4 separate regions of the Mus musculus genome follow, and regions 1, 3 and 4 are each linked to region 2. Evidence: chromatin loops called from intact Hi-C (ENCODE). Cell type or tissue: left cerebral cortex. All regions are shown on one strand.

Evidence for each region. A loop is a pair of places that touch in the nucleus more often than their neighbours do. Peaks named below come from ENCODE experiments on the same cell type or tissue, not always from the same donor. Only the 100,000 strongest peaks of a DNase experiment are listed, where the experiment ranks them.
Region 1: it touches region 2 in a loop (2.2-fold over the local background); 18 of 42 quality-filtered maps call a loop at or near these places.
Region 3: a loop joins it to region 2, with 2.3 times the contacts of the local background. A loop is called at or near these places in 18 of 42 quality-filtered maps.
Region 4: a loop joins it to region 2, with 1.8 times the contacts of the local background. A loop is called at or near these places in 7 of 42 quality-filtered maps.

What each region holds. Positions count from the first base shown.
Region 1 is chr6:120,175,335-120,183,334 of GRCm38, reverse strand. The region is part of intron 1 of Ninj2 (ninjurin 2); the gene reads right to left. Among named protein-coding and RNA genes, the nearest start is that of Gm25327, 36 kb to the right of the region's middle. In left cerebral cortex, no CTCF peak of the experiment used is centred here; a DNase peak (open chromatin) is centred at 3,571.
Region 2 is chr6:120,108,948-120,116,947 of GRCm38, reverse strand. The region is part of intron 1 of Ninj2 (ninjurin 2); the gene reads right to left. Among named protein-coding and RNA genes, the nearest start is that of Ninj2, 20 kb to the right of the region's middle. In left cerebral cortex, a CTCF peak has its summit at 4,361; DNase peaks (open chromatin) are centred at 4,377, 6,683, 7,196, 7,527 and 1 more place; H3K4me3 peaks cover 636 bases; H3K27ac peaks cover 3,783 bases.
Region 3 is chr6:120,188,871-120,196,870 of GRCm38, reverse strand. The region is part of intron 1 of Ninj2 (ninjurin 2); the gene reads right to left. Among named protein-coding and RNA genes, the nearest start is that of Gm25327, 49 kb to the right of the region's middle. In left cerebral cortex, CTCF peaks have their summits at 3,484 and 7,558 (motif pointing left); DNase peaks (open chromatin) are centred at 3,493, 4,442 and 6,264.
Region 4 is chr6:120,156,225-120,164,224 of GRCm38, reverse strand. All of the region lies in intron 1 of Ninj2 (ninjurin 2), which reads right to left. Among named protein-coding and RNA genes, the nearest start is that of Gm25327, 16 kb to the right of the region's middle. In left cerebral cortex, no CTCF peak of the experiment used is centred here; a DNase peak (open chromatin) is centred at 4,888; H3K27ac peaks cover 478 bases.

The DNA.
Region 1 (8,000 bases), 66 kb before region 2:
TCTGGAAGAGCAGTCAGTGCTCCTAACCTCTGAGCCATCTCTCCAGCCCCTTTTGTTTTTTTTTTTTTCTCTCTCTTTCTTTTAAAGATTTATTTATTTATTATATATAAATACACTGTCACTGTCTTCAGACACACCAGAAGAGGGCATCAGATCTCATTACAGATGGTTGTGAGCCACCATGTGGTTGCTGGAATTCAAACTCAGGACCTTCAGAAGAGCAGTCAGTGCTCTTAACCTCTGAGCCATCTTTCCAGCCCAATTTTATTATTTCATGTGTATAAGTGTTTGCCTCAATGCACATCTATGCACCACATGTGTATCTGGTGCCTTCAGAGACCAGAAGGGGCACTGGATGCTCTGGAACTTAAGTTTCAGACCTCTGCGAGGCACCATGTGGGTGCTGGGAATTGACCTCAGGGTCCTGTGAAAGAGTGGTTAAGAGTTCTTAACCAAAAAGCCGGGCGTGGTGGCGCACGCCTTTAATCCCAGCACTCGGGAGGCAGAGGCAGGCGGATTTCTGAGTTCGAGGCCAGCCTGGTCTACAAAGTGAGCTCCAGGACAGCCAGGGCTACGCAGAGAAACCCTGTCTCGAAAAACCAAAAAAAAAAAAAAAAAAAAAAAAAAGAGTTCTTAACCACTGAGCTACCTCTCCAGCCCCCACTGACAGATTCCTTTATTCCTTTTCTTTCTCTGTTTGTTAGTTTGCTTATTGACTGGTATTGAGAATTGTATCTTGTGTGTACTGGACACATGCTTTGCCAAGCTCCCATATTGTATTACATGGTTACTGTTCTTGTTGACCAAATACCCGATAAGGAGCAACTTAAAGGAGGAGGGCTGAGTTCTGGCTAACAGTTTGAGGGCATGGCCCATCATGGCAGGGAAAGCTTGGCATCGGGACAGCGGGACAGCTGACTACATTGTGTTCACACTCAGAAAGGAGATGAATGCTGGTACCCGGCTTTCATCAGAGAACCAAGTCAGCTGTCAAGTAAGAGGCCCAAGGGAGCAGGTGCTAGGTGGCAGACAGGGACCGTACTGGAAGCAACTGGATAGCTGTGTGGTGACAAGCAGGGCTCATGCTTCCTCTATATTTTTAGAAGGTGAGGGCAAGCAAGGTTGACATCTGACTCCTTACCCTGGGGCACTACTCTGAGCTGCTGGACCTAAGGTGGTACTGCTGGCATTTGAGGTGGGCCTCTTCTACTCTGTAAAACCTTTCCAGATAACAGTCACAGCTGTGGTAGCGGGTTTCTATGATATTTGTTTGTTTGTTTGTTTGTTTGCTTGTTAGTTATGTATACAGCATTCTACTACCTGCATATACTCTGCCTACAGGCCAGATGAGGGCACCAGATCTGATTATAGATGGTTATAAGCCACCATGTGGTTGCTGGGAATTGAACTCAAGACCTCTGGAGGTGCATCCAGTGGTGCTCTTAACCACTGAGCCATCTCTCCAGCCCCCATGACAATTCTATATCCAGTCAAGGTGACAGTTAAGACTATCATATATACTTCTTCCTTTTTCCTCAGAGTTATTTATTTATTTATCTGTGGATGGGGCAATTACAAGTCAGCTCCCCGGAGGTGGTGACTTTCTTCTTCCTACCACGTGGGTCTCAGGGGTCCCACTCAGGTGATTAGGTGTGACGGCTTGTACCTTTCCTCACTGAGCCATCTTGCTAGCCTGATGTTTTGTTTTGTTTTTAAGTGTTTAAAAAAAAAAAGCAGTGGGGTCTGGAGAGATGGCTCAGAGGTTAAGGGCATTGACTTCTCTACTAGAGAACCCTGGTTCAGCTCCCAGCAACCACGTGGCAGCTCACAACTGTCTTAAACTCAAGTTCCACCGGATCTGACACCCTCACAAAGACATACATGAAAGCAAAACAAAAGGTGCCAGATCTGGGGCTGCTCCTATAACTCCTAGGCGATCACTTATCTAGTTTCTTTGAGACCAGGAGTATAGCACACACATGAAATATTCTGCCTTTAGGAGGCAGAGACAGGAGGATCGTGAGTTTGAGAATAGCCTGGGTTACAACATGAAACCTTGTCCCCAAAAAGGGGAGGAGGGGGAGAAAGGGCACTAAACCAAGTGTGAGGTCTGTTTGGGGGCTGCCTGCCTGAGCAGGTCCAGAGAAGCCAAGTACAGGAGAGAAGGGTTAGGGGTAGGGGTCTCTGACACAGAGGACCATGGCCCCTGGGGAAAATAGTATCCACTTTGTTGTTCCTGAACTGGCCTAAAATTGTTCTCTAAACAGTGAGGACTCCAGCTTAGCCTAGGTGTTCATTTTGGGGTGAGTGGAGATTCCCTCCTCACAGTCCATGGTGCCAGCAAGGATCATTTCTCAAGAGCTAGGATTAGGGAGCCGTAAAAGGCACAAATTCAGACACCTTCAGAGGTGGAAGGAGAAGGGGAAATCGCTCCTTTTCACCAGAAAGGACTAACCCCACTTCAAGGCATTCAGTTTCAAACTGTGGGCACTTTCCCACAAACTGGGTACAACTGCAGCGTATGGCTCTCGGCCTGTGTCCAACCTTGTTATTCTATAAACAAGGAACCAGCTATACAGCAAGGAAACCTTCCACTGTCACGTAGCAGGTGTGCTGAAACCAGAGCTCAGGTTTCCATAGCATCCACCAAATATCCCACCCCCACCCCCAGGGCAGGCCTGTAAGGCTTGGCCAGAGACAGCCCTCTGCAGGAATCTTTCACCTCCATGACTGTGTTCTCAGTAAGGAGTCACTTTGGACCCCTGTGGGACTCCATTCCTTGGCTCTAGAGGTGTGGAGAGGCATTCAGATCTGCATGGAAGGGACCTACGTGTCCCAATTCTAAGCCCTTACTTACATTGCATGCAGATGGTAGAACTGCCTGCAAAGGAGGGGCCCATAGCAAAGGAAAACTGTCATCATAACATGTCCCAGGGGCCACAGCCCCCCCCCCCCCCACCTCCGAGACTCTGTGTCAGGGTACAATAGTAGTGGAATAAGTTCTGGCCTGGATCAAGAGCAAAACCAGAGTGGGTCAGGGGTCAGAGTTGGATAACCAGGTGAGGCTGCATGCCCTGACATCTAGATTTCTGTGTGTGTGTGTGTGTGTGTGTGTGTGTGTGTGTGTGTGTGTGTGTGTTTATGTGTGGTGGTGGTGGGGGGTGTCACGTGGCAGTGGCTGGTTGTAGACCCCCGGGAATGCAGACACACTGAAGCCACGGCAAAGCCCCCAGAGACAGAACAATTCCAGTTAAATTAGCAACAGAAAGTGTACAGAGTGCCAAACATGTGAGCTACTCAGAAAAGGTATTTGCACGTGAGTAATCTTACAGACTCACAGTCACCTGGGAACTGGAGCCAGGATGCATTTAAGGATAAGCAAAGCCCCGACGACCATTGTAAAATGAAGTCATGCGCTATCTGACCAGTCATATCTGGACTCAAAAGGAGAAGCCTCTATTTTGAGAACTGGTCTCTCATGGTTGCTTTCCGTCTCCTTCTCCTTCCTCTTCCTCTCTGAGAACAACCCAGCCAGCTCCCCAACCTTGGGCCTCTGTAGCTAAAGGCTCAACATGTCTCAGGCATGGAATACATATTCGTAGGCTACAAATTGCTGCCCCCTTCCCACTGTTTGGGATGCTTTCAACACCCTTTGGACTACCACCAAGTAGGTGCTTCCTTCCTCAAAAAGGGCCTCTCCCACCACGGAAGCTTCTGAAGACACGTGTCTTGTGCACTGGTCAGCCCCCACACTGTAGCTTCCAGGCCAGTCAGTGCATTGCTGCAGTGCCACCTGCCACTTGGTGGCAGGTAAAATCTTATGAGGCATGGGAGGGACAGCTCACCATTCTGGGTTTTGTTGGTTTGGTTGGTTTTGTTTCTTTCTGAGAGTTTCAATATGGAACCCAGTCTGGCCCCAAACTCTCCATCCCCTGTCTCAATTTCTGATGCTTACAGGCTTGAAAACTGCTCTACCCACTCTTTAGACCTGAGACTGAGACTCTGAGGGGCCAGTTCACTCAGAGAGTCTTAGAGATGTTTTTCCTATGCTTCAATATGATGCGTGTGTGGGCTGGCCTCTCAGGGACTGGGCGGGGCTGGTGTATGTGTGGGGTGTTGGTCCTAGCCTGTGAAAAGTCAAACTTACATATAAGATAGTAAAATAAGAAAGGAATGGCAGCCTCTGTGGTAAAAAGAACCCCAGTGGGCCAGGTACTGATGGATGGAGTACCCTTTAATCCCAGCACTCAGGAGTCAGAGGCAGGCAGATCTCTGTGAGTTCGAGGCCAGCCTGGTCTACAGAGTGAGTTCCAGGCCAGCCAGGGAGGACAGTTACACAGAGACACCACGTCCCAGAAAACAGACAAACAAATAAAAAAAAAAAACAAAAAAACAAAAGATGGCCATTGTCTTTATTAATAGTTCTTGTTCTCTTTTAGGTGTTGAGTCTCAAAAATCTCCCCCCAGCAGATTCTTAAAAGTACCAGTGCACTCTGAGAATATTTTTTTTAATCTTAGAATGAAGAAAACTTTGTAAGTGTGGCATGAAACCCATATGCCTTAAATGATCTTGTTTCTTTGTTTGTTTTTGAAACAGGATCATACTTTGTAGCCCAGGCTGGCCTAAAGCTCAGTATGTAGCCCAGGCTGGCCTAAAGCTCAGTAGTAGGATTATAAGATTGTAGTGCCACACTTGCCTTCAACAGCAACAACAACGATTTTTTGTTGTTTCTTTTGAAAGGAGGCCTTACTACATCGCTTAGGAGGTTCTTGAATTCCTGGATTTGAATGACCCCCCCCCCCACCACCCCCTGGCTCAGCCTCTTAAGTAGCGTGGGCTACAGGAATGTGCCACTGTACCTGGATAAGACCAATAAGTGTCACTGGAAAAAAATTAAAACTATTTGAACACAGTTGTTGCATGGCAAACACTGTGGAGACCATGAGCTCATTTTGTTCCACAATAATCCCATAAGGCTCCAAGAAGATAGCTCAGAAACAAGGGCTCATCTCATAAAGCATGAGGACCGAGTTTGAACCCCTAGCCCCCACGTAAGAAAAACCCCAGCATGGTTTCATGTGCCTGAACACTAGCTCTGGGAGGTGGAGGGTGGGCAGAAACGGGCAGATTTCCAGAGTTCACTGGCCAGCCAGAGAGTGAGCTTCTGGTTCGTGGGGATACTCTATCCTAAGTCAATATGGTGGAAAGCCATGACGGAAGACATCTGGTGTCCTCTCCTAGCCTCTGTACACACATATACACACAGACAGACACACAGATACAGACACACAGATACACACACACACACACACACACACACGAACTTCCATGAGGTATGTATTGCCTTCACTCTCACTTTGTAGACAAAGGACCTAAAGTGGTAATTTCGCTGGCAAGTTATCAAGCAGTTAGCCCTCTGATCTGTTCGGGCTGTGCCTCATGAAGACTGGCTGGAGTGCCGCTCAGGGCCCCAGCACAGCTCCTCTTGCAGTACGCCATGGTTCCGTACAGAGCAGCGGTTCCCCACCCTAAAGTCAGAAGACAATGACAAATGGGAGACAATACAGCACACAGGTTAAATGTGAGTGTGTGGCAGGTACAACTTGGCTGATTTCCCTGCTGTGTACTGAGGTCTTAAAAGAGAGTCTAATAAAGAAAATCAGGAAAGGGCTGAGGTGATTGCTCACTGGTAAAGCACTTACTGCTTTTCCAGTGGTCCCAAGTTCCCTTCCCACCACCTATGTCCGGTAGCTTATATCACCTGTAATTCCAGCTTTGGGGAATCCATGGAGCTGGCCTCTGTAAGTATCCACACACACCCGGACACACACACACACACACACACACACACATACATAATTTAAAAGAATATATAAATAAAATTTTTTAAAAAAAACTAGAGACTACGAAGCAAAAAAAAAAAGCATCATATATGTCTGTATAACTGCTCATGTGTGGGTCTGCGTGTATTCTAGTCTGCTCGAAGAGATTTCAAGAGATACTAATCGTGTGGGTGAATCTGGGGCTAATCAAGAATCCTTTGCAGGAATGTTCCAAAATTACCACATGCCTTTTTTGGGCAGGCAATTTGACAATGATCTATTAAAATGTAAAAATGTGGGCCAGTAAGATGGCTTAGCAGGTAGGGGTGCTTGCTACCAAGCCCGATGACCTGAATTTAATCTCATGTGGTAGAAGAAGAGAGCCGACTCCTAAAAGTTGTCCTCTGACCTTCGTAGGTGCACCAGGGCATGTACTCCCTCCAATCCCCTGCAACACACACACACACACACACACACACACACACATGCACACGCACACACATGCCTTAGCCTCATGAGTGCTGGACTTGTGGGTGTGAGTCACTACATCTGGTGAGGATCTGCTTTAAAAGAAGTATAGAGTTGGGAGTGGTGGCGCACGCCTATAAACCCAGCACTTGGGAGGCAGAGGCAGGCAGATTTCTGAGTTCGAGGCCAGATGGTCTACAAAGTGAGTTCCAGGACAGCCAGGGATATACAGAGAAACCCTGTCTCGAAAAACAAAAAAAAACAAAAAGTATAGAAAGACCCCCTAGGGATGGGATGTAGATACGGGAAGACATCAAAAATATATTTAGTTGAAAGAGTCCTTAGAAATATGATGCTATGACCCTATGCTGGTAATAGCTAAGTGACACAGAGGCTGGAGAGACAGGTTGGCAGCTAAGAGTACTTGATGCTCTGAGTTTGAGGCCAGCCTGGTCTAGAGCCTGAGTTCAGGACAGCCAGGACTACACAGAGAAACTGTGTCTTAAAACAAACTAGCAAGCAAGCAACAACAAAAAGAGCAATGATGATCTTGGGAAAGACCCACGCTTGGTTCCTGGCCATCCAAATATTTTCTGTAATATCATGTCTGAATCCATGAGTGGGGAAGGAGACTGCACATTAAGGAAAGTGAGGATGCATAGCCCATAACAGACAGACATGGAAGACTAAAGCAAGCTTGGTGGCAAGCCGTGAGAAGCACGCTGTGTGAGAGACATGCACTGTATTTTATTCCAGAAGAACTGTATTTCCAGAGACACTAAAGTTCCCCCAACATTGTGGAGTGAACCTAGAGTCTCTCACACACTGTTACTGTATCCCCATCCTCTTACACACACACACACACACACACACACACACACACACACCTTCTTATTTTAAGACAAGGTTGCACTAAGTCACCCTATCTGGCCTTGCACTTACCCTGTGCCCAGTGGGCCTTGAATTTGTGATCCTCCTGCCTCAGCCTCCTCAGTGGCTATTATCAGCCTATCTGATCACACGCTGGTTCTCTAGAAGGAACTGCACAGAGGCAGCACTGACATCAGCCTGGAGAGTTAGAGCCATGTGGTGAGTATGGAGATGAGGCTGTCCACAGTGGGGTCCAGAAAGCAGGAATGGAAGACAGTGGGTCACTGGATGCCAGGGCTGTACAGAGGGAGGGTAGAGAGAGTCTCTTCTGACTGGGAGACAACATCGGTGTTTCAGGGTAGAATCCCGCCCCAACCTGCTCTGCAGCCCAAAAGGATGCTATTTCGGAACAACTTTCCAGGAGAGTGGCCTTCAGGTAAAGAAGGCACCTTTAGTAATCTTTGTGGACACACTTGCCAGGTGCTGATTCTGACAACCTGCTGGCCCTTGTGCCAGGCTGTCAGGAAGTTCACCAGGGCCATAGTCCCTTCTGTCTAAGACACATTCTTGAACAGAACCCAGGACAAAGCCATTTAGCATAGAGACAGAAGAAAGACAGTGAGTGGGAAGGGATTTCATTTTATTTTAAATCTTTTTTTAAAAAAAAAGATTTATTTAATGTATATGAGTACACTGTAGCTGTACTGATGGTTGTGAGCCACCATGTGGTTGTTGGGAATTTGAACTCAGGACCTCTGCTCGCTCCAGCCCAAAGATTTATTTATTATTATATCTAAATACACTGTAGCTGCCTTCAGACACACCAGAAGAGGGCGTCA
Region 2 (8,000 bases):
AGCCTCTTTTTTGTAGCCCTAGCTAGCCTGGAATTTACCATATAGTGAAAGCTAGTCTCAAATTCACAACAACGCCTCTGCATTGGCCTTATGAATAATAGTATTCCATGCTGTGAGCCATCACAGGAATTTGTTAGTTTTAAATTCAGGTTAGTATATCACTACATAGCTTCTTGTGTTGGTCCTTGGTCATTTCATGTGTCTCTGTAAAGTGAAGCTGTTGGGAGCCATATTCTATGAGGTTTCACCGTCTTTGTTCCCTCTCACATGGAGTATATGATAAACGTTAAACAGGCAGGCATGAGTGGGGACATATAAACAGTGCAGGACAGGGCCAGTGAGATGCTTGAGTGTGTAAACACACTTGCCGCTAAGTCTGACAACCTGAGTATGATCTCTGGGACACACACAGTAGAAGGAAAGAACTTACTTCCAAAAATTGTTCCTTGACCTTATCACACATGCCCCCAGGCACATGCGCAAGTGCACACATACATGCGCCTATAATCAATACATGTATCTTTTAATTACTTAAAGAGCAGTTTGATGCATATTCATAGCATGTAATTCTCTGCACCGGGTAAAAGTACGTAATTGTGTACCAGCTCAGGATACACAAGACCTTAGGTTCAACCATCATCGCTAAAACTACCATTAGCTTCATCTATATAGTCTAGCATGGTAATTCATAGTATTAAGTAGGGGCTGGAGGTTAGGATGTAGCTCAGTTGCTAGAATTTTTGCCTATCACAGATGAAGCCCTGGGTTCAGTCCTCTGGTACCACATAAAACCAGGTGTGGCGATACCAGAAGGAAGCAGACATCACGAATTCATAATCTTCCTCGGCTACATAGCAAGACTGAAGCCAGACTGGGCTACATGAGATCCTGACTTTAAAAGGAAAAGGAGGAGGAGGAAGAAGAGGAAGAAGAGGAGGAGGACCACACACACAATTAGGCACAGCACAAACCCTTTTACAAAGAAGGAAACGGACAAGACAAAAAGGCTGATCTTACATCAGTTTTCTCTTTCTTCATAGACACAGTCACAGTTATTTGTTGCAAGCTAGTGTAGACTTCAGTATGTTTTTTTTCCTTTTCAAAAGGGGAATAATACATCCTAGGCAGTTAGCACAGGACTTGCCAAGGCCTTCATAGCATTTACCCCGGTAGATGTTGGTTGCTCCTGGTGCCTTCCCTTTACAACAATCTTCTAAGAAAATGAGGCACAGACAGGGTAAGTAGTTTTCCCTAGAGCAGACATCCCAGCAAACAAGTGACAGGTCCAGGATTCAAACCCAGGCAGTTCAGCTCCAGAGTCTTTGCCTTTAACCACACTTCTGAAGGTGATTAGTGACTAACCTTCCCTAATCCCCTCCCTGGTGTGCGTGCCTCTGTGAGAGTACTCGGGGCACTATGTGAGAATTTTCTGGAAAGATACACAGACATACATGCACTCATATACATCCTTACACAGACACACATTCACAGAAGCATACACACACACACACACACACACAAGCACACAAGCATACACAAACACACCCACCCCTACCCCCCCACCCCCCACCCCACCCCCACACAGCCACCCAGGGTACCTGTAAGGAGCTACTGCAGCATTCTGGAAACTATGTGTGGTTTGTAACTGACAGAACATGACCATTATCCAGACTGTAGTCATAAGATATACATGGATCCCCAAACCAGTGACTCCTGAAGGTAGGTTCAACCTCAGCTCTAAGTTACTAAGAACCACTGCTTAAGGCAAGAGTGACAGTGGCCTGGAGGAGAGAGAGGCACATTAAGCTAGCTGGGAGCATGAGGTACGGTTTCCAGGACCCCAATTCTCCCTTGGCAAAACCCTGAAGGATCAAGTTTGCAGCTGTCAGAAAGCAAAGTAGGAAACTGCCGTCTGAGATCCAGGAAAGCCGGGTGGAGATGACCCCAGCTCAGCACTGTTTTGGATTAAATTAGCAGCCCTCCAACTGCCAGCTCTATTGTCACAGTGAAACACGTTTCCAGTCCACCAGCGGAAAGTTTGCTCTCTGGCAGCCAAAAGCACTTGGAACAGGCAATGATGATCTCATAAAGCAGGAAATCTGAGCAGTTAGTCAGATGATTAACGTGTTTTTGAGCTGGAGGAGCAGAGTGTCATTTAATGAAAATATCATTGTAGACGCAGGAGTTTCCAAGCTGGGCGACAGCTTAGAAACTCATCACATCTGAAGTCCTTGCTCTGTTAATATGGAAACCGACTCTTGGTCTGTGTGTTTGGGGTTTGGTTTTGCTTTGTTTTGCTTTGTTTTGCTTTGCTTTGCTTTGCTTTGCTTTGCTTTGCTTTGTTTTGTTTTGTTTTGTTTTGTTTTGTTTTGTTTGAGAAAGGATCTCTATGCATCCCTGCTGCCCTGGAACTTGCTCTATAGACCAGGCTGGCCTGGAAGTCTCAGGAATCTGCTTGTCTCTGTCCCCAGGGTGCTGGCTGGGGTTATAGGCATGTGCACCCATCATGCCCAGATTAACTGACGCTCCCCCCCCCCCAAAAAAAGGAGATATCAGGGTTTCTGGCTCAAGGAAAGTGTAATTTTTCCACTCTATCCTCCCTCCCTTGCAAAACCCTGCAGCCTTGGGTCTCCAATATGCTCCTTAGCTCCTCCTGGGTGCCTGGTAACTCCCTTTTCTTCTTAGCTGTTTCTTTCTTTCTGTTTTAAAGACTTGCTCACTTTGAGGGTTTTGCCTGCTTGTGTTTGTGTATCATGTGCATGCCTGGTGCCTAGAAGTAGCCATGAGATAGATCCCCTAGAAGTAGAGTTACAGATGGTGAAGAGCCACCATGTGGGTGCTGGGAATCGAACCCAGGTACTCTGCAAGAATAACAAGTGCTTTTAACTGCTGAGCCATCTCTCAGTCCCTTGGTGGTTTCTTTCCAAGGGGTGTGTTCTGTTTAGTGTTGGGAACAGGGCCTGGGTTCTAACACGTACACAAACCTGGCTCTATTACTCAGCTATACCCTCAGCCGGTTTTATTGTGCCCACCCCCCTTTGGTGTGACTTTCAATTCTAGAATCAAGCAACATTTCAGTGCATAAAATTCCCCCTTTAGTTGTCTTGTTTGTGTTAGCACACCCTTCTTCCCCCATGGTTCCCACACTCAAGAGTGCTTTCAGCTCTAATCTCTGAAGAAAGGAGCAGCCAGTTAGAAAATAGGGTTAGACCTTCCTCAATCTGTATACTCACTTTAGAGTAGCTCCTACAGGTGGTTGGTAGACCTTTCTCTTGTCTAGTCATGCTTTGAGATTAAATTATTTGACAATCTGCCTATACTGACTTTCAAATAATAAAAACCAGCCATTAGCTGGGATCTCAGCAAAAAAACCAAACAAATTTTGCCTTGCGCATATGCCAAGCTTTCTGGACCTTCAAACTGCGACCAACGTCCTCAGGTTGTATGGGTCTATAGCAAGGTTCTGCTTGCAGAGGCTCTCAACTATAGCTTAGTCTTGTGCTCTCTATACCAGGCAGAGAGGATGGGAAAAGAAATAAGTCCCAAACCTGGATGCTTCTCTTGGAAGTCAGGTCAAAATTCCACACACATCTTTGACTCTGCTCTTGGTAAATTCTAGCGGAATTCTTAAGCACTGTCCTAGTATGGCTAAGGTTGAAAAATGTCCTAACAATATCATACTTCAAAATGGTCCTGCCGGGCAGTGGTGGCGCACGCACACCTTTAATCCCAGCATTTGGGAGGCAGAGGCAGGCGAATTTCTGAGTTTGAGGTCAGCCTGGTCTACAGAGTGAGTTCCAGGACAAGTCAGTGCTATACAGAGAAACCCTGTCTCGGAAAACAAACAGAAAGAAAGAAAGAAAGAAAGAAAGAAGGGAGGGAGGGAGGGAGGGAGGGAGGGAGGGAGGGAGGGAGGGAGGGAGGGAGGGAAAGAAAGGAAAAGAAAAAAAAATGGTCCTGCATAGGCCTCACCCAGAGATCTGACAGCGTCTGTTATCCCTTGCTAGCTTGTATTGTACTCTCTATATAAGCTCACATGACGGTGAGCAAAGGAACTTTCTCTCATCTTTTAAATTTTTTCATCTATAAATTGGATTTCTCTGACCAGAAGTAAAACAAAACAAAACAAAACAAAACAAAACAAAACAAAACAAAACATCCCATCCACAAAACACCGGGCCTTCAAAAGCGGTAGCTGTCACTCTGAGGTGACTGCAGTAGCAGCAGCTGTAACAGAAGGGAAGCCTTGGGGGAAACTCAGCAGGAAACCAAGAACTCCTCTTCTGCGAAAAAGGGAACTGAAACAACCCCACTGAGCCCTGCAGCAGGGCTGAGCTCCGGAGTTTGCTGTGCAGGGGCTGGCTCCGGAGGAGAGGAGGAGCCAGTCGCCTTGAGTCCCCCCACCCCCACCCCCCAGACTGGAGGGCTGGGAAGTGCTCCCTCGGGCGGCCACAGTCAGCTGACCGTGTGCACGCTCCCATTCCCCCGCCCCCCCAGCTGTCCCCAGTCCGCCCCCCTCCCCCGTCTCGTCCCCCTCCTCCACCTCTCCGCCTGGTTGTGTGACTTGTAGGGACACTAGAAATGCTGGTAGTTGCTAAAGTTCCAGCCTTCACACCCAGATCTGTGCGGCTGCTTGATGCATGGCCCTCAGAACTAGATAAAGGCAGAATGAGCTCTGCTCAGGGTCTGTATTTACAAACGTCCTCCACTAAGCCTCACAAGAACTCTCTGGAGTGTGTACAGCCGGTCTAGGCCTGCAGGACCAAGGCTCTGTCGTGACTGGGTTGTGGACACCTCAGTGACAGGGCCCTTACCTAGCAGGCATCCGGATTACAAGGCATGAGTTTTTCTGACTAACTCAGCTTCATACCAGGATGGCAAAAAGCCCCCATTCGAAAACCCCCACAGGCGTCATTGTGTGCTTGGAGGCCATCATGGAGGGCACATCAGAGCTCCCTGAAACAAAGCTAAAGGACTTTCCAGAAGGGGTGGAGGCGGCCTTTGGATATGACGTACACACTTTAAGTCCCCCATAGGTTAGTATTACATTGAGCCACCTCTTTCCACAGATCCTTTTTGTTGTTTGGTTGGGTTTTTTGTTTTTGTTTTTGTTTTTGTTTTGTTTTTTGTTGTTGTCTTTGCTTCTGAGGCTGAAGGTGAGCACAGACAGGGTCCTGAAAATAAGTGTTCTACCACTGAGTGACACCCAAAGCCCACAAGCTATTTAATGCCATTAACCAAATGAGGAGATTCCCCTGCCATGTCTCTTCTGGAGCCCCTTCCTCTCAGATAACAGGGACAGTCCGGTGTCAGAGACCATTTTGTCACTCTGGGGTTGGGTTTTGAATTACCAGCTCATTCCGGAGGCCCTATTATAATACTTGCTCTGGGTCCCAAAGGTCCCAGAGCATCTCTAGTTCCACCTTTGTACCCACATTTACTCATTTTTCTATTGGTAGCCCTCTAAGGTGGAAGGATGCCACCAGAGTGAGGGGCTGGGTTCAGATTGGAACCTCCGCACTGAATGTCTCCCCTGACCAAACCAGGGCAGGACAGCAAGACCCCATCTCGAAAACAAGACTTCCTTTCTTGAGTGTTCCTCACATAAAAGGCAGTTTTTTTTTTTAAGAAGACAAACAGGGCTCCAGCAGCTGGGTGAGAGTTGGTTAAAGGCAGACTGGTGGAGACCAAGCTCTCGTGGACAGCTACTTAATACCCTACGAAGGTAACCTTAATCCCCTATGGATCCCTTTATAGATGAGGCTCCTGAAAGGTTACTCATGCAAGTGCTCAGCGGTAGAACAAAAGCCAAGGGCCATGAGGCGACAGTGGATGGGATCTAGCTGTAGAAGGAGAGAGAACTTTCTAGATAGGGGAAACAGTATTTATAGGATCTCAGCATGCAGGGGAGGTGGGCAGGGGTTACTTGCAGGCCATTTTGCCTGCTAGGTAAATGTGCACAACAAGTCTTGAGCTGTGAGCTTCCCCAAGTCTACTTGAAACCTGAAAGAGAAACATTGCTGCCTACATGGTACCGTAGGGCTGTGCACACATTAGACAAACCCTCTGAGCTACATCCCCAGGCCAGAACTGAACACCGCAATTAATTCCTGAATTCAAATACTGCATTTTTCATTGTGTGGTGCATGCCTGTAACCCCAGTTTTGGGGATGCTGTGGCAGGAGGATTGCTGAGAGTTTGAAGCCAGCCTGATGAGAAATTTTATCCAAAAAAAAAAAAAAAAGCTAATTAACCTTGGTGTATGTTGTTTGTATTTATTTGCAATTCAAACAAATAATACTGTTTAGAAAATTAGGAAAAAACAAAGCAAAAATTCTTTTAAAGGGTTTATATCCAAATTTTTATTTAGCGAATAATATGGGTGTATTTTAATACATTTGATTTAAAAAAACAAAAACAAGTAGAGCAAACAGAGCAGCCATGGTTCTGGGGTTGGGATGTACCCCTGAGGGCATGGGGAGCTACCAGCAGAATCAGGGGAATGCTCTCTGTTACTGCCTTCCACACAGAAGGGAATCTTTCCTCAGAGCCAAGATTAGCATAACATGATAGCATTATACAATCCTATTATTCTTTGATTTCTCCATCACCAACCTGACTCAGCTTTCTAAATCTACTTAAGACCTGGGAGTGTGGGTTTTGCCAAATCTAGCCCTGCTCACTTTGAGACAGAGTCCCACTCTGCAGCCGAGGCTGACCGTAGCTAGACTTGTAGCAATCCTCCTGCCTTAGCCTCCCAAATGCTGAGATCACCTGGCCTGAGCCAAGCCCAGCTTTGCTAAATCCTTTCTTATTAAGTCCAATAAAGTTGTAGTCTAGGGAAGGACTGGAGCCCACGTGATCCAGAGAGACATTCAAACTCGGCTACTTGCCTCGTGGTGACTTTGCACAAATGACCTATCTTTTCTGAAGTTAAAAAAAAAAAAATTAAAGACATAACATGTCCCTCACAGAATTAAGGGAGGTAAACTGTACATAAAGCCCCTGCCACAGACTATGTATTTAGAAATAAGCTGTAAGCCGTTGTCAGATACACACAGCTCCTCTGGTCCCTCATCGAGTTGTCTGTCTGTAGAACACAGCAGAGGGCAGGGTGAATACTTTTCATCAATTTTCTGAAGTAAAAATTGTCCCCACTTCACAGATGAGGAAACTAAGGCTCAAAGATCAGATAAATGCTCAGTGAGCCCCGGATAGACAACTCCTAAAAGATCTAGAACTGTCTTTTTTTTTTTTTTTTTTTTTTCCTCCCACTGCTTCTATCCCTTTGGGTTCACACCATCAGTCATGGCCAGAAAGGGACCTGGTAACCAATGGCACCTTGGAGCCCTCTCCTCTGGTCTGCTGGCCTCCATCTACCTTTCCTCCCACCCCTCCCAACATCGCTATTCCACCCCCACCCCCTATGACAGCCTCTGCTTTTTCCTTGTTAAAGAGCTTGCTGGGAGACTCCGAGGGAGGGAACGCCTGTCTGGGATGCCTTCCAGAGAGCCTCCCTTCTCAGGGCGCAGATAAGTAGGTCACATCAGGATGCTGGGGGTGGGAGGGTAGGCTGCGACAGGGAGGAGGCAAAAATACTTCAGGTCACATGGAAAATGAGAGACAAAGTAACCGGGTTTTTCCTCCTTCCTGCTTTCTCAGTCTCCCAGGGGCAGCTGCCTGTAGGCCACGGCCTACAGGAAAGTGTTTCCTGTCCTGGTGACCTGGGAGGTCACCAGCAAGGCTGAGCTCAAGTGTACTGGGCTGAAAGCTTGTGTCTGCTTTGCTCTCCTACCCCACCCAGTCCCGCACATCTCCCTTCAGTCACCCTCACACGACCCAGCTCCATCTTTCCTCTTGATGGAAAAGAGAAAGGCCAGGATTGTAGGACTATACCACCTTGCTGACCTGGGAGGCTCTGGCCCGATCGATCACCTGGAGCAGCACCCTGTCCTGTCCTGTCCTGTCCTGTCCAGATCTGGGTCCCACGGGTTACCAAA
Region 3 (8,000 bases), 80 kb before region 2:
CACAAGACCCTGTCTCAAAACACAAGGGCCTATGAGGTGGCTCAGTGAGTAAAAGTGCTTGCTGTAAAGTCTGACAGCCTAAAGTCAGTCTCCAGGGTGTGGTGTGGGTGGGTGGGTGGGCTGTGAATAGAGAGGTCACTGAGTGGGTGGATGCAGAGATATAGGTAAACTGTGGGCGGGTAGGTCTATAGACTGGGATGGATGGATGAATGGATAGGTGGTGGGTGGATGAGAGAAATAAGTTTTAGGGAGTTTGGGTGTCTCTTTTACTCAGCATGCATAACTCTAATAGGTTCTCCACATCCCTTCACATCTTCACAAGGCTCAGGTAGTTAATTATACCTAGGCCTTTTGAGACGGAAGGGCCTGTTTAATCAGAATCAGGGCTTTAAAGGAAGCCAGTTGTGGTAGTAACATCTGAAATCACAGTATTGGAAAAACAGAGCCAGGACAATCACCACGAATATAAGGCCAGCCTGGGCTACATCGTGTCTCAGAATAGATGGGACTGGCTAGATGGCTCAACAGGCACTCATGCTTGCTGCCCAAACCTGAGGACTTGAGCTTGATGCGTGGAACTGGAGGTGAAAGGAACAACCCACTCCTCAAAACTGCCCTGACACCCACACATGTGTCATCCCGACACCCACACGTGTGCCATGCCATGTGTGATGGACACACAAGGGTGGTAAGTGAAAAATTTAAAATAGACACTAATAAATATACCCAAGATAGCCTAACAGTCGTTTTGGAGTTGAACATGGTGGCTCATGTGTAGGCTCTCTTGAAATTGTTTGTTTTGGTTTTTTTCTGCTTTGGTTTTACTACACACACACACATATATTTAAAGACAGGGTCTCATGTATAGTCCAGGCACAGTTCAAATTCGCCATCTTCTGGCCTCAGCCTCTGAGCTGAAGTGTGCACTCCAGCTTTAGGTAGGATAGGAATGCAGAGGAGATGGGGAAGTCAGGTGTAACCTTGGCTAGGGGATGAGATTGAAGATTCACAGGGACTCCTTATTAAATGTAGATGGAGCATGCCCACCAGGAAGAAGTGAGGCTGGGTGAGTTAGAAGAGACAGTCACCACTCACCCCTGTGCTCCACCCGCTGGGATACAAGCTGCTCACATTGGGCCCTGGTCATGACCATCAAAATCAGACTGGAGGCTCTAGTGTGGTCCACTTGGTAGGATGCTTAGCATAGAGCCCTGGATTTGATCCCCCAGGACAACACAAGTGGCTGCTGGTGACACACACTTGTAATCCTAATAATCTACAGACGAGGGGTCTTGACTGTTGTGTCTTCTCAGCCAGTTAAAGAATTGAAAGGCAGGACAAACCCCGAGCACAACGGCGAGCAGGGGAGACGTCTCAACCACCACAGCAGCAGACAATCTGCAGTTGCAGAAAGTCATTTCTTGAAGGCAAAGAAACACACACACACACACACACACACACACACAAAGCAGACACCCGGAGAAAGAGATTTCCCACCCCCAAAAGCAAACTGGGGCTAAAAGGAAAAGAAAAAAAAAATCCAATCTCTTCTTGAGAGCTGCAGGTTTTAGATTCGCTAAAAAGTTTTCCTCCTCCAATTTAGGATTGGCCAGTTTAAAGAAGGAGGGCTTGAATTGCCGGCGACTGTTGAGTAGCCCGTGCCAATCTGGTCTGGAACTGGTTGGGCCAGTCCATCAGCAGGTGGCCTGTTGGAGGAGTTAGAGTCCCTGGTAGGCAGGCAGCCAGGAAGAAGGGCCGTCCCAGGGACTCACTCCCAGTCTCCCACTGGCCTTCTCCAGCGGTAGAGAGAGACAGGAGGATCAAGTGAAGCTTGGGGAACTGCAAAAGTGAAGACCCAAGTTCACACTGTTATGCTCGCCAGGCACTGGGGAGCAGAGATGGGTGGATTCTGGAGTCTGCAGCCAATCTCCGTCAGTCTGGGAACACCGGGTCTGGTGAGAGACTGTCTCAAAATGAAGAGTGATTGTGGAAAACACCCGGCTTTGAACTCTGACCTCCACAAGGATACACTTTCCCCTAGCCGCACAATTTTAATTAATCTATACAAGGTTCAAATGTGTTTTAATTGAACACACTTGGGTGGCCCTAGTGAAAATAGAACATTTATCCTTTCCCTGAGCTAAATGAGAACAGAGAGAGTGGCATTGTTTGAAGTCATCGCCTAGGGGTTAAAATAGCACCCTACACACAACTGTTAGACAACAAGGCCTGGGGCGAGGGAAAGCCTCTCAGAAGCCCTGAGCTAGAACAGCGACCACCCCACCGCCTTGGATTGCTGGCTTCTTGGGATGAGGAGGGAGCCTTTGTTTCTGCCTGACAGCATGCTCCTCTCTCCCTTCCTGTGCTGTGATCTCACGAGGAGATTAGCTTTGTAGGCCGGGCTGACAACATTGTATCAATAACTAAAACCGCTAGAAGCTGACTGGGGAAGGACCGGGAAACTCCAAGGCTGTAACGCTGTGTCGAGAGTTGTTTCAAAGCTAGAAATCCTTGACAAATGGATGTCTTAATTATAAACTACTTTACAAAATTCATATTTAGAGAACGATAAAGTCAAGTCGAGCTCCCAGAACTAAAAAATGAAAATGAAAAAGCTGAACTCCAGAGGTGGAGATATGCTTCTAACTGTTAAGAGCACTTGCTGCTCTTACCGAAGACACAGCCAACACAGGTGGCTCTCAGCCACCTCTAACTTCAGATCTAGGGGGATCTAGTACCCTCTTCCAGACTCCATGGGAAGGCCAATGGTTACATCCGACCCAAGGCTATAGGCCAAGGCCCTGGCTCATTTGCTTAAGGCCTGGTCTGAATCACTCTGAGAACACCAACAGATGGCTCACTTGATAACATTTTCCAATGGGCTGCCCCCCCAATCCCCACTCCCCAATCTCCCAACCCCCCACCTTTGAGCTGTTTCCCATCCCCTCTCAAGCCCTTCCTTACCATCCTTCAGGACTTTGCCCCTCCTTCCAAAAGCAGCTCACACCTGGTTTGAGAGTTGATAGACTGGCTGTCTCTAAAAACTTTCAGGGGCAGAGCCTTAACTCAAACCTCTAGCCAGGTGTTTAACATTGGCTGTAGGTGGGGCTTGGGGGGTTAAGGAGTCCTGGAAGAGCAGGAGATGCTGGGAAACATCATTCCAAATTTCTACAAAAAAGTATCATAATCTCAACTTTAATCCCCTCTCTCTCATGCTTGCCTCGTGTGTGTGTGTGTGTGTGTGTGTGTGTGTGTGTGTGTGTGTGTGTTACCAGGCCTTCACACATGCACACCATTCATTCTGCTACCGAGTCCCACCTCCAGCTTCTCTACCTTTTGTTGCTGTTGCTTTAAGAGCCTGTTTTGCAGAGGATGTGGGATAACTGTGGGTTTAGAAGGTGTGGACCTCTCAGAATTCAGGTCTCGCTTTCATTTTGCTTGAAGCTCTGCTATTCTCCCGAAGGCCAGTTCTCCTGTGTCCACAGGGTGGCGTGCGAGGTTCAAAGAAGCTGCTTGGGAACTAGGTGTCAGAGTGATATTTCAGTCCCAAGGAAGTGCCCCACCACATGACAGGACAGAATTGTGGAACCTGAAGATTGGAGCCTGAATACACACAAGTGGATAGCCTAGAACCCACCAGACACAGCTGGCAAGGAACAGTTTAAGAAAGCCAGTGGTACTGAACCTGGTGGTATTGCCCATAATGTCAACATATGGGAGGCAGAGGCAGGAGGCTTTTGAGTTTAAGGCCATCCTGGGCCAAACAGAAAGATAGCAAACCAAAACGAAGGAACAGGAAGCTGGATCTGAGGGAGATGATGGAGGGATCCCCAGGTGGGAACAGCAGCAGACCTGCAGCCTGGGAGGAAGGTGTGCTCAGAGGGAGGGGCTGTGAGACTCTGGAGGAAATTGCTTTGATCTCTTCGGTTCTTGGCAAGTGAGGAAAAGATTCCCTACACCCTACCGTCTCTATCTCCCCAACCCCCGCCTCTCCCCCCCCCCCCCGCCCCTCTCCCCCGACCTGCTGGGTCTGAGAATGGAATCCGCTGTCCTAAACCAGTGTTTCTCAGCCTTCCTAATGCTTTGGCCTTTTAATACAAGTTCCTCATGTTGTGGTGACCCCCAACCATAAAATTATTTTCATTGCTACTTATAACTGCAATTTTTGAATCATAATGTAAATGTATGGTTTCTAATACAGGGGTCTCGACCCACAGGTTGAGAACCACTTACTGCCCTAAATCCTGCAGTATAGCATTCTTCTCCCTAGCCCACTAGAAACTCCATCAGGGATCTGGCTAAGCGAGGGTCATGGGGTTGCAACAGGGTGGTGCCTTGGGAGATCTGGCCCTTTAAGGCCGGAGCCCCGGCGGGTCAGAACAAAGGCCCGGGAATGTGGGCTGGATCAGGGAGCAGAGCCATTCAGCATGAGTCATTCTTTCATGGAGTCAGAATCCCTGGCTCCTACTTGCCTTGGCCTCTCCCGTGGGCCGAGGGACAGCATCCAGGGCCCGTCTGCAGAGCTTGGACCAGAAGGCTGGAAGTTCCCGCCCAGCTCAAACCCTGCTAGGGAGGCGGCGGTTCATGATCTTGGGTTCCTGGCTTTGGGGTTCAGTTCTCCCCAGAGCATGGGGGTTCAGTTCTCCCCAGAGCATGGGTGCTCAGTTTCATATCTATACAACGTGAAGAAAAACCAGGCCTCTGGAGGAGATGGGCTGTGGGGAGGCGGAGTGAGTCTTCTTCCCTGGAAGTTAAGGCAGAATCCAAGATTGTGAGATCTGTCTCACAATGGTCATCTCTCAGTCTTGCTCAGGACCTGCTCTCCTTCATTCTATACGCTCACTTAGTAACAGAGGGACAGAGTCCGAGGCCAGGGTCCAGGAGACCCTGTTCAAGATATAACAGCCCCAGAGAATCCTGCCAGCCAGGGATGCCTGGGAACCTGAAGGCAGCAGTAGTAGGTGTGAGTCGAGGGGCAGGGTTATGCTGAGGGAATCCTAGAGGTCCATTCCGGGACCCAGAGTACCTTCAGGACTAAAGTATGTGGGGTTTGTGATTGAGGTGGGTAGGTAGGGGGTGAGCACATCAAAGACCTAATTCCCACCCCCCAACCCCGCTCTTGCCTCACCTCCCCCATTCCAGTTTGCAATCCCTTTAGCCCTCTTGCCAGGCCCCACCCAACCCCAAGCCTGGGAATCCTATCCCTTCAAGTGAGCTTCTTAATTCAGCCCTTCATCTTTGTCGTTGTGTATTTTTGCTTCTTTACTCAATTCAGGCAAACAGGAAGGGACTGGCTCTAACAGAAAAGTAAACACATTGTCACATTGTCTATTGACATTCTAGTTACCAGGGACCTTGATGTCCACCATCTCATCCTGCTTTTTCTTAGAAATGAGATTACATGGATGCTGTCTCATGGTGTGTGTGTGTGTGTGTGTGTGTGTGTGTGTGTGTGTGTGTGTGATGGAAGTTGGATAAAATTGTTCTACCAAGAGGCTACAAAAGACCCAGAACCCAGCTGAAGGTAGAGACCTGGTCCCTTCTCCGATCCATCAAGCTGGTGTGTGAGCAGGCCAGCTCTCCCAACCCTGTCCTTGTCTGTGCAAGTACAGAGCTGAGTTCTTTTTAGCAGAGCCATCAAAGAAGGAGGAGGCTCCCTCCTCTGGGTGGAGAGTCTCAGGCTTGAGACTATCCGCTGAGAGGAATTAAGGCCAGGCAGCTGTGGGGCCAGGCCAGGCTAGAGACAGTGAATCACTTTGCCCCATGCAGCCCCAGGCACTGGTGACCTTTGGATGAGTCACTCCTGTCAGTTTTGAGAAAAGCCATGCAGGCAGTCCTTCTGTGTGTCAGCTCAAACCCCGGCTACACAGAGAGTAGGTCAAATGATGACCTGTCAGTTGGCCTCGGAGTAGTAAGCCACCTAGAGATTCTAAGAGCACCTGGAAAGTTGGCGATGAGTCCCCGGCTTCCAGAGGCTGATTTCCTACCCCAGGAAAGGGTGGGTCCATCCTAGAATGCTTGTTTAAACCGTAACCCCAGGAAAATTATTCTACTCATGGGTTTGAAGTAGGTGTTGGGATGTTCTGCTGTCCTATCAGAGTCCAGCTTGGGAAGGTGATGGGCCTGCCCCACTGTGTTGCACATACGCTGGAGCCCATGTAGGCCCAATATACTGTGTGGCTGTGTAGCTCCAACACCCTAGAACCATGTAGCTCATAGTTATGGAGGACATATCTGGCACAGCGTTAAATACAGGACATGAGTCAGCTTAGTCCTCACTCAGCCCTGCAAAGATGAGAGCATCACCATGTAGTGAGCAGAATGCAAAGAGTTCAAGGAACTCACCGAAAACCACACAGTAGAGTGCCCTTCCCTTTGTACTGGAGTCAGCATCTTAACCCCTCCCCTACAATGTTCCAGAAGCTAAAACATGCTTAGGGTCTAATGACAAACATATGAACAATGCAGGATGGCACGTCTGTAATCTCAGCACTCAGGAGACTGAGACAGGAAAAAAGCAAGGACAACCTGGGAAAGAAACAAAACAAAGAACCCTAAAGATGAACTACATGGTGGTAGTCAGATGAAGGGAAGTAATCCTATAGTCTGGTCAGGGCACACTGCTCAATGGAAGTCTAGCCCTTAGTCCCAGGGAAGCTTGCTCCAGACTTGCCTGAGTCTTCCAGGCCTATGTGTCCCCAACCCCTGCACTGCTGTGGGCAAAGAAGACAGAGGTTTGCCTTGGATTGAAAATGTTAAAACATTTAACAGAAGCATCTGGGAGAACTGGTCGACCTTGGCTACTTCTGCTGTGAGAAGGGAACATCTGTCCTGTTTGCTGTGCATAGCTGGGGCTTAAGCTCCCTTGTAGAATGCTTGTCTTGTAGTATTCATGAGGCCATGGGGTTTGATCATCAGCATCCAAGTGGAGGGCGGAAGGATGGGAAGCAGGCCCTTGAGAAATATTGAACTTATGGAAGACAAGCAGACAAACCCCCAACTCAGGATTATCCGCCCATATGTGGCCCTACAGGCATTTTAAATAATCTCTTCTGACTCAGGGCCTGTCCCAGCCCAACTTTTGGTGTAGGCACCACTTAGCTTTTCCACAAGCCCCAGAGACTTGTAATGCCTCTCCACTCCTTGGACAGCCTCTGTCCACACCCAAGGCATGCCATACCACACCAATCTCCCAAGAAAAGGAAATATTCGCCCAAGCGTGATGACACTGTGTATCCAGGGTCCCTGCTCCTGCTCTTGGCCTGCAGACTTCTGCCTTCTGGGCTGCTCATCTCTCCAGCCTGTCTCCTACTCTTCTCCCCACCCTTCCCCATGGGGCGGACTAACAGCTAACCGTTTTTGAAGGCTCTGCCTGTGCCCGGAGCAGGATGCTGAGAAGCAATGGTACACATTAGTCACAGTTCCCTAAACATACTCCACCCTTCTTGCCTGTTCTGGAGGCCTGTCTGCTCTATGCCCCTGGAGGAAGTGTCCTCTTTCTGCTAGACCCCTTCCCTTGGTACAGGCTCTGTTCCCCTGTCTGTGTTGGCCTTTGGCCTTCTTTAGGCCTCTATATGGCTCCCTCTTCTGCTGTCTTCCCTGCCCCTTTGGACACGGTCTCACTGCATAGCCCAGCTGGTCTTGAACTTAAGCTGTCTCCACCTTTAAGATCCTCTCTTGCATATTCTTGGGTTGCACAGTCCCCGAGCTCAGTCCCTTGCTAGTGTTTGGTGCTAGGATGCTGGAGAAGAAACTTAAGTGTCTCAAATACACACTGCTTTCCCACAAATTTATTAAAGAAAAGAGCTTTAGGGTGTGGCATCACTTCCGGGACAGGGGAGTGGCTTGGGACATCTGTTGGAAAACCTGCTCCACCCCTAAGGACTGTCTTTTTCTCTCCTGGACTGTAATCCTCACATAGGGCTGACAGGCCCGGTGCTGTCACTGTCTTCAGGCCAAAACCCACAAAAGGGCAGACTCCTGCGGCTCTCTGTTTGGGG
Region 4 (8,000 bases), 47 kb before region 2:
CCCCCTAATACTTAAGTCATAAAAATAATCTTGAGTTCTCAAGGAGAAGAAAACGTCTCCAAGTCCTCTGATAGTTAAAACAGCCCTCCTCTTCTAGAGGGAGAGCTCTGTCTTTTGGGAGATGGTCACACAAAGCCAAATGCTTGTTCCTAGCTTCCAGCTTTGCAACTGGCTTTCCACTGCATTGCTGGAGGGCAGTGACCAGCATATTGAAAACAATATTGATGAATGAACTAGGTTTGCACACTCACTTTTATTGTGCTGTCTATATTATTTGCTACCAATAGAAGTTGTTCTTTGTTTTGTTTTCAGCTTCATTTTATTCTTTTTTTTTTTTTAAGTAACTTTTAGGAAGAAAAGAAACTATTTCCTTTTAAAAATTATTATCATTTTATTATTTTTTTTATTTATGTATATGGGTGTTTTACCTGCTTGTGTATCATATGTGTGCCTGGAGACCATGAATACAAGAAGAGGGCACTGGATCCTCTGGAGCAAGAGTTACAAGAGCAAGAGCTACTATGTGGGTGCTGGGAGTCAAACCCAGGTCCTCTGGAAGAGCAGTCAGTGCTCTTAACTACTAATCCATCATTCCAATCTCAGAAATAATTTATTTTTTAATGTTTTATTTTATTTAGTCTTTAAATTTGTGTGCATGCTTATACAGGTAAACACACCCAAATGCATGCACTCTGGTGCCACTGGGGGCCAGTGAGAGCATTGGATTCCCCAGAGATGGAATTCTAGCTGGTTGTGAGCATGGTTGTGAGCAGGGTGATCCAGGGGCTGGAAACAAACCTTTTCCAGCTCTCTGCAGGAGAAGCAAACACTCATGACCTCTGCACCCCCACCCCCACCCCCATGGGAAAGAAATCACCGCCATGGGAAGGAGAGCGCAGAGACAAAACCATCTCTTTCATCTGTCTGACTTGATAACTATCAGTGATGCTATTGACATCCCCTAAGGAAGCCAGTGACAACTCTTCAAATGAACGACCTTCAGTTAAGAATACACGTGTCACTCGGATGCATCCTGCTAATGTGGTGACTGAGAAGTGTCATAGACATGCCAAAGGCTTCGAAGGACAGCGACACCTGGGACCTGCATCTTGGCACAGTACTAGCTCCAGAGACTCCGTTGTCATGGCTTTATTGAGATACAACTCACAAACCATGATTCATGCTTTAAAGCATACAATTTGATGACTTTTCATATGGTCACAGAGTTGTACAAACATTGCCACAATCAACTGTCTGAGTATTTCCTGTCCATGGTGTACCACTTGTTCACTCATTCATATTCTCTTTGTCTCTGTCTCTGTCTCTCTCTGTCTCTCTCTCTCTCTCTCTCTCTCTCTCTCTCTCTCTGTCTCTATCTCTGTTTCTCAGTCTCTGTCTCCCTCTGTCTCTCTCTCACAAACACATTCAGGTTTTTCTTCTTTTTCTTTTGGTTTTTGGTTATTGGTCTTTTTTTTTTTTTTTTTTAGATTTATTTATTTATTTCATGTATGTGAGTACACTGTCGCTATCTTCAGACACACCAGAAGAGAGCATCAGATCCCATTACAGATGGTTGTGATCCACTATATGGTTACTGGGAATTTAACTCAGGTTCTCTGAAAGAGCAGTCGGTACTCTTAACCTCTGAGCCATCTCTTTAGCTCCTGGTTATTGGTCTTCTGAGACAAGGTTTCTCTGTACAATATCCCTAGCTGTCTTAGAACTCACTTTGTAGACCAGGCTAGCCTTGAACTCACAAAGATCCACTTGGCTCCCAAATGCTGAGATTAAAGGCATGTTCTACCACATACCTAGCTACATTCAGCTTTTTTGAGACAGGATTTCAATAAGTAGAGTAAGTAGGCTGGCATTTAACTCACTGTGTAGTCCCAGGCTAGCCCCCAAATCCAAGGCAATCCTCTTGCCTCTACCTTCCAACTGCTGGGATGTCAGGCATGTGCCAGCATGCTCCGCTAAGATCCAGTAGAATCCACACTAGTTTGGACTCAGCATTCCCATGCCACAGTGTAAGATGTGGACAAACCCTGCACACTATGACTGTGTCACACTGGCCCTGGTCAGGCTTGGTGATATACATCTGGAATCTCAAAACTTAGAAGGTAGAGGCGGGAGGATAAGAAATTCAAGATCATCCTCAGCTACATAAAATGTTCACACTAACTTGGGCTACCTGACACCCTGTCTTAAGCAATCAAGGGGAGGATGCTGGTCTTTTTTTTTTTTTCCCCTGGTGGTTTGAGAAGGGACGTGGGACGTGAGACAGGAGCAGGTGTGTGGTAGTGGACAGAGTTGGAGGCACCTGGCCCAAAGTCTACAATCTAAGCAGTGCCCTCTCTCCTCCATTATCGTTCTAGAAATTGGGTTTTTGGGGTTTCCTCCCTACTCCAGTATGGATCCAGACAGGTATCTGGCCAGAAAGACTAGCTAGAACTGGAACTGGTAGCACAAGGCCATAATTCCAGTTACTGGGGATGGGAGTAGGACCGGAAGATCTCAAGTTCAAGGCCAACCTGAGCTCCACAGTGAGACACTGTCTTAAAAGAAAACCAAATTTTCACAAAAAAGGAAAACAGAGATAAAGACAAGGGGCAGTTAGATACAAAGTTTAAGAAAATGAAAGACTCCACTCACAAGGCTGAAGAGCCCAACAACAGGAATTCCAGATAAGATGAACTGAGAAAGAAAGGGCAAGATAATTCAGACTTTTAAACGTGACTTAGATTTTTTTTTCCCCTAGAGCAGAGAACACACATTTTTAAGTGTAAAGTCCTGGCCAACTATGCATTACTGTGAGTTAGAAAAGATGTGCCTACCCCAAGGTGCGTTATGGTGACCTTTTAGAACTGGAGGTGAGAAGAATCTAAAAGCTTTCAGACGTGAGACACACAGACCAGTGTGGGTCTCAGCCTTCCCAATGCTGCCACCCTTTAATACAATTCTTCATGTTGTGGTGACCCCCTAAGCATAAAATCATTTTGTGGCTACTCCATAACTGTCATTTTACTACTGTTACGAATCATAATGCAAATAGTTGATATGCAGGCTATCTGATATGTGACCCTGCAACCCACGGGTTGAGAACCAGCGCAAAGGACAGAAGCCTGGTGTTGGTGTAACCGCAGCCTCACTAGAAGCTGAGGGTACGGGTGACTTCATTTACCCCAGCACGCAAACACTGCGTTGCCTTTGCTTGCTGCCATAGGGAATTACTAAAGGGCATCACAGAACCAGGGCAAACCAAGAGAAGGCAAGACATGCAACCTACAGGACTCTGGACAGAATCACCTTGTCACTGAGGAGATCTGAGGGAAAAGAGAAAAGGAGGTGAGGAGAGGTGGGGCATCCCAGGGGCGGGGCATTCCAGGGGTGGGGCCGGGATAACTAGGCCTTGAGTTAAGTACATGGAACACTGACCAAGAGGATCCTGTGGGTCTAGTGAGATTGTTCAACATGTAAAGGCACTTGCCCTTTAGTCTGATGGCCTGAGTTCAATCCCTGGGACCCCACTCCCAAGAGTTGTCCTCTCACCTACACACACACACACACACACACACACACACACACACACACACATTTTTTTCTTTTCTTTTTAAGAAAGGTCTGTGGTCATGAGAACCCCTGGTTTCAAATCTTTATGAAGCCCAGTTACACTCTCACCCTTTGGCTTTATGACACCCCATCTTTCTACAACAAATCCTCCCGACTTCACAGTTCCCCCAGTGGATTTTAACCACGATTTCTCCAGAAACCTTTTTTATTCAAGCAACTTGAAGCAGCGTTACCAGAGCGTTTATTACAAATGCTCTTGGCCTCCCCCTAGACCCAGCCAATCAGAATATTGTCCCCTTGTCCCCTTTTTGTTTCAAGGCTTGGGCTGAAACTCAGCCTTGCACACACTGGATGGGCCCTCGGCCACTGAGCCTCACACTTGAGCTGAAGAACCTGACTTTGTTTTTAGATTTGCTTACTCTATTTTAGGAGCGTGGGTACTTTGCCTGCATGTGTATCTGTGCACCACATGTGTGCCTGATGTTCCCAGAGGTCAGAGGAGGGCATCGGATCCCCAGGAACTGAGTATTGATGATTGTGAGTCACTTATGTAGCTGCTGGGAACCAAACCTGGGTCCTCTGAAAGAGTGTAAGTTTCTCTTAACCGCAGAGCCAACTCTCCAACCCCTAGTACCTGCATTATAGGAGCAACTAGGGTTCCAGGTCACCTGTATATCTATTAAAGTCTGAGAAGCAGTGTGCTACACCTGCTTTTCAAGGTAGCATGCTGGGCATACTAGAGATAGCTGACCCTAAGCACGCACCAGGCATCATGGTGCATACCTATAATCCCAGCTTTAGGGAGGTAAAGGTAGGGGAATCTAAAGTTCACAGTTATCTCACTTAACCACTCCTACCCGACCCCCCACCTAGCCCATCCTGGGGCTGCAGGAGAGCTTGAACCATGGGATCAATAGCAGCCCTGTACCACATTACTAAAGCAAGCACAGGACTAAAAGGGCAGAAAACACATTGTATCAGCCGAGGCTTCAGCGCTATGCAGGAACCCAGCAGGTTAGTCAGGTCAGGTATCCCTGGCTGGCAACCATTAAATAAAATCACCTCTCAAGTGTGGCAGTTGGCTGTGAATAAATGACCAATGACTGTCAACATCCCGCTGACACAGGCTGGGTGCTGGGCTAAGGCTCTCTTCTTGGCAGAGAGAGCCTTCTGCCCCTGTGCTCAGGAAGTTGGCAGGAGGAGACAGGCTGAGTTAGTCGCTGCTAATCGCTTTTTCAGACAGAAACCTGTGGCCTACAGGACTAGGGGAAAGGAGAAGTGGGCAGAAAGGAGGCTGGGGGCCCCTGTGGGGGTGGGATAGGAAATCACATTCCCATTCTTGGCAGGAGCTGGCTGCCTCCCACCACTTTTCCTGGTTGAGGTCCTTTGGCAGTCAGCCACAGCCTTTGTGCTGTGGGTGCCACCCCCATTTCAACATGAGCACATTAGAATGGGAGGCGGAATTGTAACGATGGTACAGGCAAGAGGAAATGGACTTGTGGACAGCTGAAGCCCCAGCTCAGCCCTCCATGTGCTGTGACTAAGAAAATAAGAGGAGGAAGAAGAGAAGAAGGAAGAGGAGGAGGAAGAGGAAGAGGAGGAGGAGGAGGAGGAGGAGGAAGAAGAAGAAGAAGACCCCAGCACTCTCAAATTATACATGTGAGAGTCCTTTAAAGTATCATTGGAATCTTACATTATTCATCAGTAACAAACTCTACCATTGAATGTCTGTCCTCATGAAGGCTCAGTGTCAACTCTGGAGCCACCAGTGTAGCAACAGTCAAACACAAACTTCAAAGCATACTGAACACTTAAGACTGCACTAGGTCCGGCCTGCAATCCCAGCTACTAATGAAGTCGAAGCAGTAGGATTAAAGGGTCTCGTCTCAAAATGGAAATTATAAAGAGGGCCAAGGGTATGACTCCATAATGAAGTATCTGCCTATCATATGTGAAATCCTAAATTCAGCCCCTAGTAACACACACACACACACACACACACACACACACACACACACACACACGTGGGGGGGGGTGTGAAATGGAGAGGGAACAATCACTATCTGATTTTGTTAAATCTATTTTTATTTTCTGTGCATTGCTGTTTTGCCTGAATGTATGTCTGCATGAGGGTGCCTGATCCTGGAGTTATGAGTTACCATGTGGGTGCTAGGAATTAATCCTGGGTCATCTGGAAGAATAGTCAGTGATCTTAACCACTGAGCCATCTCTTAGGCACTGAGAGAGAGTTTATTTTATATATGTAAGTACACTGTAGCTGTCTTTATATCTTCAGACACACCAGAAAAGGGCATCAGATCCCATTACAGATGGTTGTGAGCCACCATGTGGTTGCTGGGATTTGAACTCAGGACCTCTGGAAGAGCTGTGCTCTTAAAACACTGAGCCATCTCTCCAACCCCTAAAATATATATTCTAATCCATTTAAATTTCAGAACAACTTCTTGGGGGCAAATGCATTTTCCCATATCACAGGGAAAGCTGAAGTGTCTGAGAGGAGAGACGGTCATGTGTTAATTAATGTCTGTCAGTTTTCATCACCATGACAGATACTGCAAGATGACTCGAGAGGAAGAAAGATTACGTTGAGCTCATGGCTTCTGAGGTGTCAGCCCCCCATGGCTTGATCTTGTCACATTGGACACATCACTGTGAGGTACAGATGTTACAAGGTTGCTCACTTTATGGAGGCCTGGGAGCAAAATGAGAGCAAGGGGTCAGGGTCCCACTGTCCTTTTCGATGTCACAGATTCCTCCTAAATGTTCTGCTATGATGGACTGATGACTAAGCCTTTTGTACACGTTCTTTGGGGGACGGTTATGACCCAAAGCACAACCCCTGTGGAACTGGGATTCAAATCCAGATAGTCTCAGCCCAGAGTGCTAACCAAGCTGCTCAATTCACAACACAGGGGCAGTGTGGTGGGCAAGATGCCAACAGTCGCTCCCACTAGTAAACCCCACTCCGGTCTTAATTAGCAGCTTGGTTTCAGCTAAGTAACTCAGAGGCCGTACAGAATGGGGGCAAGAACAGAGGCGTCATCCAGACCTGGTAGCAAGGCCTGTAATACCAGCTACTTGGGAAACTGAGACAGGAGAGTCACACTTCCAAGGCCTGCCTGGGCAGTTTAGTGAGACAACAGTCTCAAAATAAAAAGTGAAAAAAGGTCCTGGGTATATGCTGCAGCAGGAGAGTGCCCACATAGCATAGTCAGGGTCCTGGGTATATACTGCAGCAGGAGAGTGCCCACTTAGCACAGTCAGGGTCCTGGGTATATGCTGCAGCAGGAAGAGTGCCCGCCTAGCATAGTCTGGGTCCTGGGTATGTGCTGCAGCAGGAGAGTGCCCACATAGCATAGTCAGGGTCCTGGATATATGCTGCAGCAGGAGAGTGCCCACATAGCATAGTCAGGGTCCTGGTAATATACTGCAGCAGGAGAGTGCCCGCTTAGCACAGTCAGGGTCCTGGGTATATGCTGCAGCAGGAAGAGTACCTGCCTAGCACAGTTGGGGTCCTGGGTATATGCTGCAGCAGGAGCACCTGCCTAGCACAGTTGGGGTCCTGGGTATATGCTGCAGCAGGAGCACCTGCCTAGCACAGCCAGGGTCCTGGGTTTGATTCCAGTGCCTTGAAAAGAAAAAACAAAAAGCTGTGGGGAAAGCTGAGGACCCACCCACTCACTCATGGTGCTATCAGTTAGAAAGGTGCTGTCAGTTAGAAAGGAAGGGCACTGGAGCTGAGTGACTTCTGAGCATCTGTCACAGCATGGGCGCTTTCTATGTTCTGTCTTCTGGCTGTCCTGTGCAACCTTAGGCAAGGTCCTGTTCCTCACTGGATCTCTCTCTGTGCCCTGAGAAGCAAAGGGAACCAGGTGACCCAGGGACTTTGTGTTGTCTTGCAGCTAAGAATGGAACCCAGAGCCTTGCACGGGCTCAGCTTGTGTTCTGCCACAGAGCCCCCTCCAGCCCCTCAATCCTTCCTTTCTGCTTTTGCTTTTTCTTCTCCCTGCAGTAATGGGGATTGGGCCCCGTGTCTTGCTTGCTAAGAAGGCTCCTTACCAGTGAGCTAAGAAGGCTCCTTACCAGTGAACTAAGAAGGCTCCTTACCAGTGAGGGACACCCCAGCCTCTTATTTTGTTTTAAATAATTGATCTGAACAACACTTACCAAAGAGGTACCATTTGTGCAAAGAAAGCCCTAGATCATGAACCAGAGGCCACAGAGATGCACACGAGCTGCCTCTGCTTTTGTAAGTCCTCTTTCATTGAGTATGGTATCCACCCTTCCTTCCCTTCTCCCTCCCTTCCCTTCCCCTCCCTTTCCCCTTCCTCCTCCCTCTTCCTGTCCTTCCCCCTCCCTCCTTCCCTTTTTTCCTCCTCTTCCCTTCCTTCTCTTCCCTTCCCTTCTTT